Linked DNA regions of Homo sapiens: region 2 is linked to region 1. Evidence: chromatin loops called from intact Hi-C (ENCODE). Cell type or tissue: OCI-LY7. All regions are shown on one strand. Each heading gives the region's core, and the rest is flanking DNA. Links, peaks and the distances in the headings are about the cores only.

Region 1 (2,914 bases), core at 139-2,638:
TTCAGCCACCAGGTGCAGGAGTGGAACCGGCAGCGCACCATGGCCATCGAACGGGCTTTACAGCAGTTCCTCTATGTGCAGATGGCCAAAGAACTCAAGAACAAGCTGCTGGCTGAAGCCAAGGAATATGTCATAAAGGTGAGGACAGAGACTCATGATTTTTTTTTTTTTTTTGGTGACAGAGTCTTGCTCTGTTGCCCAGGCTGGAGTGCAGTGGCGCAATCTTGGCTCACTGCAAGCTCTGCCTCCTAGGTTGATGCCATTCTCCTGCCTCAGCCTCCCGAGTACCTGGGACTACAGGCGCCCACCACCATGCCCAGCTAATTTTTTATATTTTTAGTATAAAATATGTTATATTTTTAGTATAAAATAACATGGTTTTACCGTGTTAGCCAGGATGGTCTCAATCTCCTGAACTCATGATCTGCCCACCTTGGCCTCCCAAAATGCTGGGATTACAGGCGTGAGCCACCACGCCCAGCCGAGACTCATGATTTTTAGTCATATGATTTCCCCAAACTATAGTTGGGCATGAAGGAACCCCTTAGGAATAGTCCCATAGCTAATGGAGAAACACGGGGGGCAGGTGAAGCATAATCTGAGAGGGAATGCTAACAAGGCCACAGGGACCACCTCTAAGACCTCTCTGCTCCAGGAGCTTCTCCCCTCCCCCAGCCCCACTCATCCAAACATTCTTTGTTTATATCACTGTTCTCTGTATACACTCCTGTTTCCACAAGCAAGATATGCCTTCAGGTGGTAAGCCTGCCAATGGCTAGGAACATCTGCACATAAGAGTACACACCCTCGCACATGTGTGTATGAGTGTGTTTCCATAGCACTCTTGGTGAGCCTGATGACCATAATGTCATCATGTATGTAATACCTGTTGTGTCTCTTCCCTCAGGCCTGTAGTCGAAAGCTCTACAATTGGTTGAGAGTGGCACCCTACCGACCAGATCAGCAGGTGGAAGAAGATGACGACTTTATGGACGAGAACCAAGGGAAGGGCATTCGAGTCCTCGGCATTGCTTTCTCCTCTGCCAGGTAACAGCCTATTTTTGCCTCCCCAGCACCATCTCTTGTCTTCCTAATTTCATTTTTCTCTCATTCATAACTTCATATTGCTGATTATTGCATTCTTGTTTTTCTGTCTGTCTGGCAGAGATCACCCTGTGTTCTGCGCCCTGGTCAATGGTGAAGGAGAAGTGACAGACTTCCTTCGACTGCCCCATTTTACCAAACGGCGAACTGCATGGAGAGAGGAAGAGCGGGAAAAGAAGGCAAGTGGCTAGGACGAGGATACTAAGTGTACATCTGGAGTATGTCTTATGATTCAGTGGAGATAAGTGTTTACGGTCTAAGCAACATCCTATGCAAGACTGATTGTGTCTGATCTGGTCACTGACTTGTCCCCTGGGATGCCTCACTTCCATGAGCAGTAGATGGCACTCAAGTTATCTAGTACGGGATTTGCTTCTGGCTTGAGGCCAGTTCCTAGGCCTTGTGTGCTTCTGGAGTTGCTTTAACTGCCTCTTTTCTTACCAGCATCTGGGTCAGGCTGTTCCAGCAGCTGAAAGCTACTGAGGCATGAAGCCAGCCTTTTCCCTGCTTTAGCCTTTCAGGGTGTCTTTTTTCCAGGGAAAGAAGACTTTCAATTCATTTGGTTGGTATATTTCTGAATTTTGTTTATCCTAATGGTATCTGTAGTATCTTTCAGTTTTGTTAACAGAGCCCCATTCTTGAAAGAAAAACTTCTTAAGAAACAACTATTTTTTAAATTTTATTATTATCATTATTATTATTATTATTATTATTATTATTATTATTGAAACAGAGTCTTGCTCCATCTCCAGGCTGGAGCGCAGTGGCAAGAACTCACCTCACTGCAACCTCTGCTTCCCAGGCTCAAGTGATCCTCCTGCCTTCCAAGTAGCTGGGACCAGAGGCGTGCACCACCACGCCTGTCTAATTTTTGTATTTTTTGTAGAGACACGGTTTCACCGTGTTGCCTAGGCAGGTGTCAAACTCCTAGACTCAAGTGATCCATCTGCCTCAGCCTCCCAAAGTGCTGGGATTACAGGTGTGAGCCACTGCACCCAGCCCTTAAAATCTTGAAATGGAGATCAGAATATCTAATAGTCCTAACTACTCACATTTTAGCAAAAGTCACACCACAAATGAAATAGCCACAAAAGGAGGACATGCAGGAGTGTGAGGCAGTGGAAAGTAAATCATAAGAAACTGGACATCTTTAAGATGAAGGAAATCATACTTAACCATGTTGACCTTTTCAAAGGGCCCTCACCCAAAAGAGGGCAGCTACTAGTTCTTTGTTTTGCTTCATCAAAACTAGAACCAATGGCTAAGTATTAGATTTTGGTTTACAATAAAAAAGAACGGTTTCCTAACTTCATCCTTGGGACCTAGCCAGTGGCACCTGGTACCACTGGAGCGCAGTTCTAGTCAGTGGAATTATTAAGCAGAGGCAGGGTTGGCCAACTTTCAGGAAGAGGTGGGAATAGTTCCTTGGTAGCACCTTGGACCAGATATCTTCTGAAGACTTCCAGTTCTTACAAGATCTCCAACATAGGGAGACAGAATTTCCTGAAATCTTTACATCCTCAGAGCCATTCAGCTTCAATTTTCTTTCAATCCAGGCTCAAGACATTGAAACGCTAAAGAAATTTCTCCTGAATAAGAAGCCTCATGTAGTGACAGTTGCAGGAGAGAACAGGTAGGTAGGGATTAGACCACACCTGGTTTAAGGCCGTGACCCAACTCATCCCTTATTATTGAGTCTGGCATATGCCCATAACAGATGGGGCTTGTGCTTGTGCAGGGAGTGTCCCTGGGGATGTTTGACCTCATTTTCTTCAAAGCCCTTTCCTCCCCTACCTCTTCACCCCCAAGG
Region 2 (2,914 bases), core at 152-2,651, 61 kb before region 1:
CTGTCTCTACTAAAAATACAAAAATTAGCCGGGCATGGTGGGGCACGCCTGTAATCCCAGCTACTCAGGAGGCTGAGGCAGGAGAATGGCTTGAACCCGGGAGGCAGAGGTTGCAGTGAGCTGAGTTCGCGCCATTGCACTCCAGCCTGGGCTACAGAGCAAACTCTGTCTCAAAAAACAAACAAACAAAAAAAACAAAACCACATTACCTTGCCACACACTTAGACCTCCCCAGACATACTGACTTAAAAAAAAAAATAAGAGTACTTTCCACCTGAATAAAGCTTTATATTTTCAAAGCACCTTATGTGATCCTTTCAACAATCTTGTGAGGGTGAAGTATCAATTCCATTTCACGATTAAAGGTGACTTGTCCAAGAGCTCATGGCTACTATAATGGGAAAGCTATCATTAGAAATCACATAACCTGACTCCTAGGCAGTCTTTCATTCAACCTCACTGCCTTGCTGAAATAACCAATCAGTCATTTTCATGAGAGGACAGAGAAAGGGCAGATAGTGAACTTACTGAAAATTCTCAGTCACTGCCTGTTTTCTTGGCTGCCTGCTGATTAGTGTGAACATTAATAGGGATCAGCAATCTTAAAAACAGTTCCAGTCCATTTTATACGAGTTCTGAGAAATGAGAGTTTCTTTTGCAATGAAATAGAACACCATGAGGAAAAAAAAAAAAAGCACTACATGCTTCCAGACCAGAGATTGCCCACATTCAAGGTGTTATTAGCCTCATTATTCTGCTAAGCTAGTAACAGCAGGTTACTGTCAAGAATCTTCCAGCCATTAGAAAGTCTACGGAAAACCAGGAATATAATGGGCCTTCACAAACTCACTGACTAACCTCTAACCAGAGCTGTCGGCCATCCTGCTCTGTGGGGCTGCTTTCAGTGGTGGCAAAGTACTGCATGCCATCCAAGAGGCAAGTCCAGGATGTCTTTTGCTTCAATGTATCACCATACCAGGCTGGATGGTGCTGGCACTGCAGCAGTTGGGCTTTGGCAGCTGACACAATGACACAGCCTTCTGTCTCTGCTCCACGAAGAACCATCTATGCCAGAGATAGAAGCAGAGTTAAGCTACCAAGGACGATGAGGTTAGTGAGCACATTGTATCAACCACTGCAGCTAGGTCTAATGCTGGCTTACCAAGTAAATTTTACTGGCTTTTAGACATAGAAGTGATTACCTATGATACCTATGAGAAGGCCAAATTTTTTGGAGCTCTATTCACCCATTCATATTTAGAGGTGGGGGAAGGGGAACAATATGATCATGATCTAGCCTGATGTTGAGGTAACTTGTAAAGAGAAGGTACCTGACAGTTGACCAATTCAATAAGGCAGTTTCGGTTGTATATGTCATCCGTCTGGCAGGCAGCAATGCCACACAACTGGTCACTCATGCCTGATTCCTCTTCTGTGAACACTACAAACCTATCTGTCTCTTCAATTAGCTTCTGCAACATGTAAGCACCTGGCAGAGAAATAGGAAGCAGGGAAAGGTCACAGTCTCAAAGGGAAAGACTTTTCCCTTTCCAGAGCCAAATTGATCTTCCCTCAATTTATCTGGCTAGGTAAGAGCTTAGAATACATCCTCCCAAACCTAAAACTCTAGCCCAGCCCATCCCTTGACCCATGAAGGCAAAACAAGGGTTATTTCACTTTCCCTTCAATTTTAATAAAAGTAACAGATTCCCAACAGAAACTTAGAAATGCTAGGTAACATTTTTTTCTCTTAGGTATTACTCTATGATCTCTCCCTTACCCCCATTTTATTTCTTTTTTCATTTCATATTATTTTACATGTTATTTGACCACTCTTTTCCACTTGAAACCACTCTCTTGCCATCAATGTCATTATATTCTCTGAGGTCTGCTGCTTCCCCTGATTATGTCTCCAGGCCCTCTTCCTTCTCCCAGGTCTAAGCTCCTCAGATCCATCCTTGGCATGTTCCCTTCTCTTTCCTACTCTTTCTCTTAATGGGTTTGTCTAACAGAGTGTATGGTTAAGAGCACAGTCTCCAGAATCAGACTAGTCTGCCTGTATTGTGACCTTGGGCAGTCTGCCCTCTTTGCATCATAGTTTACTTGTTTGTAAAAGAGTAACTCTCTCATGAGATTGCTATGAAAGTTTAACGGGGCCAGGCGCGGTGGCTCACGCCTGTAATCCCAGCACTTTGGGAGGCTGAAGTGGGCAGATCACGAGGTCAGGATATTGAGACCATCCTGGCCAACATGGTGATACTCCATCTCTACTAAAAATACAAAAATTAGCCAGGTGTGGTGGCATGCACCTGTAATCCCAGCTACTTGGGAGGCTGAGGTAGAAGAATAGCTTGAATCCAGGAGGCAGAGGTTGCAGTGAGCCGAGATTGCACCACTGCACTCCAGCCTGGTGACAGAGCAAGACTCCGTCTCAAAAAAAAAAAAAAAAAAAAAAAAGAAAAAGAAAAAGAAAAAGAAAAAAGAAAAAATGGAAAAATACATAAAAATATTCTCTTACCTCTATGCTGAAATTCCCAAATATCTATCTTTAGCCCTAAGCTTTTAGACTCTAATTTCCAGCTGTTTGTTAGACATTATATTGATACCTTACTAGTGACGCAAATTCAGCATGCCCAAATGTGAACTCAACAATCCTACACCTCCCAAACCTGTTTAGTCTCAGGCTCTATTTCTGATATTACTGTTACCATCATGCCAGTCATCAGGCTCAAAATCTAGTCGTTATAATTTTCTCCCTTAAACTCCTCCTTCCAACCAGTGGTCAGTTCACCCATATGCATCTTAATCTTTCCATCCATCTTATCTCCATTCCCACTGCCTCTACCTAGTTCTAGCCCTCAATGCTTTTTTTTCTTCCCTTGAGATGGAGTTTCACTCTTGTTGCCCAGGCTGG

The links. Peaks named below come from ENCODE experiments on the same cell type or tissue, not always from the same donor. Only the 100,000 strongest peaks of a DNase experiment are listed, where the experiment ranks them.
Region 2: it touches region 1 in a loop (2.9-fold over the local background); 3 of 110 quality-filtered maps call a loop at or near these places.

Annotation. Positions count from the first base shown.
Region 1 is chr17:28,683,679-28,686,592 of GRCh38, forward strand. SUPT6H (SPT6 homolog, histone chaperone and transcription elongation factor) reads left to right here. Exons shown (of 37, transcript NM_003170.5): 17 at 1-138; 18 at 908-1,047; 19 at 1,166-1,283; 20 at 2,661-2,737. Among named protein-coding and RNA genes, the nearest start is that of SUPT6H, 23 kb to the left of the region's middle. In OCI-LY7, for the core only: no CTCF peak of the experiment used is centred there; no DNase peak of the experiment used is centred there.
Region 2 is chr17:28,622,902-28,625,815 of GRCh38, forward strand. It overlaps BLTP2 (bridge-like lipid transfer protein family member 2), which reads right to left. Exons shown (of 39, transcript NM_014680.5): 25 at 1,332-1,489; 26 at 859-1,065. Among named protein-coding and RNA genes, the nearest start is that of RSKR, 10 kb to the left of the region's middle. In OCI-LY7, for the core only: no CTCF peak of the experiment used is centred there; a DNase peak (open chromatin) is centred at 1,390; H3K27ac peaks cover 1,558 bases.